Linked DNA regions of Mus musculus: region 1 is linked to region 2. The links are chromatin contacts, found by Hi-C or POLR2A ChIA-PET in ENCODE. All regions are on one chromosome and are shown on one strand. Each heading gives the region's core, a stretch centred on a gene start or an enhancer-like site at or near the end of the contact. The rest is flanking DNA. Distances are from core to core; before and after follow the strand shown.

Evidence for each region. A loop is a pair of places that touch in the nucleus more often than their neighbours do. ChIA-PET counts read pairs that join two places held with the same protein, here RNA polymerase II (POLR2A).
Region 1: POLR2A ChIA-PET joins it to region 2 with 19 read pairs in embryonic stem cell. The contact joins the promoter of P3h4 here to the promoter of Eif1 in region 2. A Hi-C loop is called at or near these places in 1 of 37 maps with a recorded cell type or tissue (heart). POLR2A ChIA-PET finds 5 or more read pairs at or near these places in 4 of 5 experiments (Patski and embryonic stem cell).

What each region holds. Positions count from the first base shown.
Region 1 is chr11:100,413,432-100,417,441 of GRCm38, reverse strand. It overlaps P3h4 (prolyl 3-hydroxylase family member 4 (non-enzymatic)), which reads left to right and starts at 2,726. Exons shown (of 8, transcript NM_176830.3): 1 at 2,726-3,265; 2 at 3,363-3,515; 3 at 3,662-3,833. The coding sequence starts at 2,786. Fkbp10 (FK506 binding protein 10) reads right to left here and starts at 1,748. Exons shown (of 10, transcript NM_010221.2): 1 at 1,417-1,748. The coding sequence starts at 1,658.
Region 2 is chr11:100,318,204-100,322,133 of GRCm38, reverse strand. It overlaps Eif1 (eukaryotic translation initiation factor 1), which reads right to left and starts at 2,185. Exons shown (of 4, transcript NM_011508.2): 1 at 1,974-2,185; 2 at 1,305-1,468; 3 at 1,085-1,186; 4 at 35-817. The coding sequence starts at 2,004. The coding sequence ends at 773.

The DNA.
Region 1 (4,010 bases), core at 1,477-3,976, 95 kb before region 2:
AGGGCAGGCTTTATGTCTGGTCTATTTCCTTTACAGCGCTATATAAAAGCCAATGGTACTGGATGGTGGTGGTGCACACCTTTAATCCCAGCACTTGGGGGCAGAGGCAAGTGGATCTTCGTGAGTTCAAGGTCAGCATGAGTTTCCTAACAGTCAGGGCTACACAGAGAAACCTTGTCATGATCCACTCCTCCACCCCCTTAACAAAACAAAACAAAAAACCAATGCTGAGCACAAAGTTTCTATGAGTTAAACACCATCAGACTTATGGTTGTGCCAGAGTCTACGCCAATTATGTCCTGAACCCACTGGAGGCCTGGAGGTCCTGTGGAAGTCACTGTCATTCATTGTCACCATTCAAACCTGAGGATGTAGGTAGTGTTCCCATCCCATGTTTCAGACAAGGGAAGTTAAGACTCCTCCTCTGTCACAGCCCGAATTTAAACCCAGGGCCTTACAAATATGGAGATGGCATTCTTATCCACTGTACCAAAAAATCTCCCTCCAGAGTCATGACCACTAATTGCCTGTGGGCTGAACTGTCTATTTCAGAGAGGAGACCGAAAGGCAACTTGTCTTTGTGGTGTAGAGTTTCAAGTGTGATAGGGCCTGAAGTATACCTTGTAGCCTGGAAAGAGGCTGCCACACAGCTCTGATCTGCCCCCCAAAACCAACGGGTATCTGTCTGGCCGACCAAGGTCCTGGATCAGAATGGAAGATGCTGGTCCCGTCAAGCCAAGGCTGGCATTGGAGCGTGGTGTTGGCTGCTAAAGCTAAGATGGAGGAACTGAGTTCCCAGAGGCTTGGAGAAGGAGGCACTAAGAGTCCCCAGGATGGCATGTCAGACTTTGTGACACGTGGACAGTTTGGTCACGGCACCAGCTATGGTCTACCCCCAAATTATAATGCCCACTCTGCTTAAGACCCTCCCTAGCTGCTCTAGGGCCCTACACCCTCAAGGAAATGTTATTTCTCCAGTCTCCAACCACAAAGGCATAGAAAACTGGAGAGAGAAATAGACAGGGAGCCAGAGTGTGTGCAAAGGGAGGCGGCACCAGGCAGACCATCCATCCACTCACTTCAGGGTTTACGTGTAGTAGGCACAGTCTCTTTGCCCTCTAAGATTGCGTGCCAGGGTACCATTTGTGTTTAAGTTATGGTAAGTATATGTGGCGCTTCACCTGAGCATCAAATATTCCAGGGGGCTAGGAGGGGGTCGTGGGCGGGGGCGGGAATATTTTAGGAATTGAAAATTTGGTATTGAAGATAGGAGGCATCCTTTGAGGTGCTCTCCCCAGGATGCTGTTTGTGGCAAAGGATTATGAAAGCACTACAGGAATGCAAACCTTAGAAGGGGCAACATTCTCTGGAAGCTCAGGAAAGTGGTGCTGAGTCCGGGAGTGCCCAAGCTCTTACCTGGAGTCAAACTTTTTCCCGTCTTCGAAAGTGCCATTGTAGTGGTAACGCACAAAATCCCCCATCTGCACTTCTCGGGGACAGGCCCGAGGGATGTGGTATCTCTCGATGACCACATCTTCCAAGGGGGCTCCGGCCGGGCTGGCACGGCCCAGTCCCCTCTCCAAGGTCTGTAGAAGCAACAGCAACGGCAGTATGCGGAGCCGATGGAGGGTGTGGCTGGAGGACCCCACAAGGAACATGGTGCCCAGACCAGGGACGCCGGCAGTGAGAGCGGACGCCAGCCGCTAGCCTCCTTCCCCCTCCTCTCAGAGCTGACTCCCCCCCTTCCTGTCCTCTCTCCCCACCCCGCCCTGGCGGGTCCACGTGGAATGGGGGCTGGGGAGAATGAGCTGGCCGGGCAGGGTGATGTTTTATGGTGAACTAGGAGGTGGGGGCCAGGTTGAGAGTCTCTGGAGTCCAAGGAATTTGCCACAAAGATCTCTGAGTCTCCCTCCCCCAAAACTCCATCCGGGACTGAGACCCGGGGCCTGGCCCAGAGGGAGGTTCGGGAAAGATGAGAAGTTGGAGTGGACTTCCAAAATGAAAAAGTTTTTTCCAGAGTCTCTGGGTCCTAAAGCCTGTTGGAGGAATCTCTAGCTTTCCCTGGCACCCCAAATCTAGGCCCCTTCTGGTGCAGGTGAGGCTGTAATCTGAGGGCTATTTCAGTTCTACACACACACACACACACACACACACACACACACACACCCGCCCCAACTCTCCTCCCGCGAAAGGTTAGAGGAAAGGGGGGTTAGGGAGAATGTTCTCTAGGTGAAAGGTTGTTTTGTCCTGCAAAAGCCTGGCTGCACTGAAGACACAGGAATCTTGCTCCGGCGGGAGGCTGATGGTGTCAGTGCTAGGTGTGCGGGGTAACAAGAGGTGTGTACGCCTCGACGTCAGCGCGGGTGTTTACCGGGCCACCTAGGGGGAGCAGAGGAGACTCGAGGAGAAAAAGACCAGATTATGTGACTTCGTCCACTTTGCCTACGCAAAGGACAGAGGTGGCACTTAAGGGGGGGGGGGGGGACGACACTGCTGTGGGGAGGGGCTTTCTGGGCGTGAAACGTAGCCCCACCCACCCGTGTCTGCCAGGGAGGGCCAGTGGTGGTGTAAGCATTGCTAGTGGTCGAGGGCCAGCCCACGTAGTGGACTCGAGCGTCAACTGACGGTCCTAGAGAGGCATTCCAGCCTCCCGGCTCTAGCCTAGGGCCCGGCGCTAAGACCCAGCAGGAGCTCCGGGGGTTGGGGGTGGGCTGGGCTGGAGCCCGAGCTGGCTGGAGCCCGACGGTCGCCGGCTGCTCCGTAAGCCTCCGGGCGCGGTGCGGGCATGGCTCGCGGGGCGTGGGGGCTGCTGTGGCTGCTGCTGGGCAGCGCCGGGGCCCAGTACGAGAAATACAGCTTCCGAGGATTCCCTCCGGAGGACCTGATGCCACTGGCCACGGCCTACGGCCACGCTCTGGAGCAATACGAAGGCGAAAGCTGGCGCGAGAGCGCGCGCTACCTGGAGGCGGCGCTGCGGCTGCACCGGCTGCTGCGCGACAGCGAGGCCTTCTGCCACGCCAACTGTAGTGGCCCCGCCACCTCTCAGCCTCGGCCCGCGTCCGGCCCGGACGGCGACCACGACGGCGATGGCGAGGACTGGGCTCGCGAGCTGCGGCTCTTCGGTCACGTCCTGGAGCGCGCCGCCTGCCTGCGGCGCTGCAAGAAGACGCTGCCCGCCTTTCAAGTCCCTTACCCACCGCGGCAGCTGCTGCGCGACTTCCAGAGCCGCCTGCCCTATCAGTACCTGCACTACGCGCACTTCAAGGTGGGCGCGGCCGGGGCCGCCGTCGAGTTTCCCTAGAACGTGAGGCCCGCGGTGCGTCCGAGGCCCCCACTGACCCACTCCCCACGCTCCTCACCAGGCGAACCGACTGGAGAAGGCGGTGGCTGCGGCCTACACCTTCCTCCAGAGGAACCCCAAGCACGAGCTGACCGCCAAGTATCTCAACTACTACAGGGGGATGCTGGATATTGGAGATGAGTCCCTCACCGACCTGGAGGCCCAGCCCTACGAGGTGTGGAGAGAGTGGGAGGGATGGCTAGCCTTGGTACACCTTCCTACAACCTCTTCACCCAACACACACACACACACACACACACACACACACACCTTATGAGCCTTCGGGGTCTTCTTGACTACCCCCGCCATGCACCTCTCCAGGCTGTGTTCCTCCGGGCTGTGAAACTTTACAACAGCGGGGACTTTCGCAGCAGCACAGAAGACATGGAGCGGGCCCTGGCTGAATATATGACGGTCTTTGCTCGGTGTCTAGCTGGCTGTGAGGGGGCCCACGAGCAGGTAGACTTCAAGGACTTCTACCCAGCGATAGCAGGTATATACCATTCAGACCACTGTGAGGTATCCCTCACCCACAGTGCCCTGGCTTCCCAGGCCTTCTAAGGCCTCTTAATGCGTGGCTATGTCCGGTGACCGCATTCAACAGGTCTAGCAAAGTGCTCCAAAGCTACACACGAGTCAGGCCTTTTCTGTCTCCAGTCTGATGAGAGAA
Region 2 (3,930 bases), core at 936-3,435:
GTATGTAGCTTGACCAAGTGCAATCTGGACATCAGGCGTTTCTGAAAACAAGCTTTATTTAAATAAGGATTTAAATACATTACATAACATTGAAACTGGAGGGGGAAAGAAAACCAAAAGACCAGCTTGTTCCTTCACATGGCACTGGCTCGTACTGAGTTGAAGCCTCTACAGCTAGCCACACAGCCAATGGCACCAGCTTGGCATTTGTTCCGGGCTGGCCTCACCCTTCATGTCGCAACACCTCCCGGCTAGGATAGATCTGCTTCAAAAGACCACCCTGGTGGTGAACTAAATGTCCATGACTTCTCTGGAAAGGTAGCCCTTTCTGAATTCTACCTGGTCAGATACCAGGGCCAGAGACTCCCTCTAGTGACATAGCTGGGGCAGTGTTACCCATTCTGTTCAAGTGGTGACACTCTCCTAGGGCAGGGGACTCTGTCCAGGGAGCCCCAAGGAGCCTCTGGTCAGACATAGCCTCCTGTGATCTTGGGGTTCTTGGCTTGGCTGAAACCTTGTCATTGCTTTGTTCCAGGGTGGACACTGCCAGGGCTTACTGCTCAACCTGTTTAAATGAGGGACTTCAAGACTACACAGCATGGCTCTTTTCAGTTTATTGCATGAAGGAGTTACACTAGTCCAAGTTAAAAGCGGACCCCAAATGATTACATTATACAAGCTGTGAGGTTTTTAAACTTGTGACAAGGGACAGAAGGGAAATTCTACTCATTGCAAGGAAATCCTCACTTAAGCTTCAGAGAGCCACAAGCACTTAAAACCCATGAACCTTCAGCTGATCGTCCTTAGCCAGCCCAATCTGCAAAAAGAGGACAAGGGAGAGGGACAGGTTACATGACGTCAACAGATTCTCCCATATACACCTTGCAAGGAGTCCCAATAAAGAAGAGTACTTCAGTCTATCCCAGTAGACACAATGGTTCAATTGACCACTGTTACTAAAACTTCCCTATGCCACCCCCAAGTACTGTTTGAAAGTGGGAATGTCTACATGTATTTAAAAGCTCAACTGTAAGGATTAGAAATTCAGGAAACCCATAATGCATTGAGGGCGGCCTAAACTCACCTCTATCAGGAACTGGCATATGTTCTTGCGCTGGTCACCCTGTAGCTGAATTACTTCTCCATATTCTGGATGCTCAATTACAGTACCATTGCAGGCAAATTTCTGCAAGGACAAAAGGATGCAGCATCTAAGAGGCCATGCCATCAACACGGACTCCCTTGACGTTTGCACCCTCTCCCTTGGTAGACCATACAACGTGCTCTCTCCACAGCAGACCCACCTTCTTAAACGCCTTCACTAGTTTCTTTTTATCGTAATCATCAGCGATCCCTTGGACAGTGGTAAGGGTCTTCCTGCCGTTTCTCTGTTGAATTCTTATATGGATATAATCCTCAGTGCCAGCAGGAAGCAGGTCATCACCCTTACTTGCATCAGCAAAGGGGTCTGTGAAGAAATAATCCGGAGGTGTCCTTTGTTGTCCCTCCGGGAACTGGCCAGTACTAGAGCTAGCTTTCTGCTCTAGGCCAGCCCTCCCGCCAAGGCTGATCACGTGCTGGAGAGACCTAGTGGGCAGGCAGCGCCCCACCCGGCTGATGCAACCTACCGGAAGCCAGGCTCCCGAGGCGGGGCCTTCCCTCCCAGCTCCGAGACAACGACGGTGACGTAGAGGACATGACGCAGGGGTGGCGGGAGGGGGCGGGTGTGGCTCGCCGAGAGGCAGGAGCCATTAGTAAATGCGCCACCCGAGACGCCGGGCCCGCCCAAGGGCTCACCTCCCACCCGTTTCTTCCGGGCACCCTCAGAGGTCGACCCTGGGCGCAGATCTCGGTTCCACGGGCATCACCACCCCTCCAGCCCGAGCTAAGATGGGCTCGCCGCGCTCGGCGGCTCTCCGAGCTCCGACCCCGCCACCCCCCCCCCAGGCCCGCGCGACCTTCCCCAGGCTCACCGAAAGAGTGGAGGTTCTGGATAGCGGACATACGATACGATTCCTTTTCCTCGGTGGAAACGGCCTGCGGAAGGCGGCTGCGGGAGAAGGCGGGCGGGGGGGACGGAGCGTCGGGAAGCGAGGGGGCTCGAGGGGGAGGCAGCTGAGTCCTCGGCGGCGGCTCAGTGACTGGGGCGGAGGGGCGGCGCCTGTATTCACTTATATAGCCGCCCCTGTGACGCCAGCGCGCTGCCCTCACGTCTCGGCCCCACCCATGGAGTCAAGCTCCCGGACGCCCGAGCGCTGCGGCTTCCTATTGGTCGGGGGGCGGAGTCAAGGCTTGACGCGTGCGCACTGGGTTTGGCCTGGAAAGGATGTTCTGTTGACTCAGGGAGGGGCGAGAGGGGGGAGGGAAAGCTTGGTCCGCCTGCGCGCTTGCGCAGTGGGCATGGTAGTTGTCTGAGCGGCCGCGAAAACTGGCGGAGGTTTCGAGCGCGCCTGCGCCTACCGCACGTTCTACCATCTTGACCCTGTTGGGGTCCTGGCACTAGCTCTGAGATGGGTCTTAGGGTGAGGATCGATTTGCTTTAAAGGGTAATTACGTGCGGGTCCTCCAAAATTCGACTGATCCAGCCACCCATCAACCTACCCTTCTCTGCACGTATTCACAGATATAGCCATTTAATCAGCATAAAATAACGTGATCAAAATTTGGACCTTATATAGGGTATCATTTGGATTAGCATGTTTTAAAATTGGTAACCAAAAATTATTATTTAGATTAATTCTTCTAAGGAAGGAAGTAGTCCCTTAGGTAGGAGTGGGGACCCCAGGAAAAAAATGTCCAAGCCTCACAGGATGCCTTTTGTCCTACAAGCCTGTGTGTGAGGTAAAGCCTTTGTAGAGTCTAGGTGAATATTTTTTTCAAAGCAGTTAACCTTTCTTTTTGTTTTTTCAAGACAGGGTTTTGGCTGTGCTGGAACTCTATAGACCAGGCTGGCCACATGGGGTCTGCTTTTGCCCCATGAGTGGTGGGATTAAAGGCAAGTGCCACCGCGCACACCTTTAATCCCAGCACTTGGGAAGCAGAGACAGGCGGATTTCCGAGTTCGAGGCTAGCCTGGTCTACAGAGTGAGTTCCAGGACAGCCAAGGTATACAGAGAAACCCTGTCTCGAAAAACCGAAAAAAAAAAAAAAAAAAAAAAAGAGACAGCCAAGTGTGATGTAACTGGGTTTGTGGGGGCCAATAGGAGAACCAGAGGCTGATAACTACTGTGTCAGACTTTATTCAAATGCTCCCCAAAGAGTGGGTGCTTTATATAAAATCTCTTAACTTAAAAATACTGCCAACTTCTAGGTATGGTGGTACATCCCAGCTCTCAGGAGAAGGAAGCCAGAGGAAAAAGTTCAAGGTCAAGTGAATTCAGTACTAGACTGGCTACTGTCTCTGAAGAACCAGAAAAATAGGCCGGGTGTGGTGGGGCACGCCTTTGATCTTAGCACTTGTGAGGCAGAGGCTGGCAGATAGATGCCTGCGAGTTTGAGACCCAGCAGATCTATACAATGAGACTTTCAAAACAAGAAACTGCTGGATGGTGGCACACACCTTTAATCCCAGCACTTGGGATGCAGAGGAAGGTGGATTTCTGAGTTAGAGGCCAGCCTGGTCTACAAAGTGAGTTCCAGGACAGCCAGGGCTATCTATACAGAGAAACACTGTCTCGAAAAAAAAAAAAAAACAAACAAAAAACCAAAAGGCCCAAAACAAATACAACAGAGAAAAAAAATGCCAAAAAGCACCACACAATTCCAACAAAAACTTGCAAGCTTAGTCAGGTGTGGTGGCACACGCCTTTAGTCCCAGCACTCAGGAGGCAGAGGTAGGCAGATCTCTGAGTTCAAGGCCAGCCTAGTTTATAGAACAAGTCCCAGGACAACCAGGGCTGTTTGTTACCACAGAGAAACACTGTCTCTTAA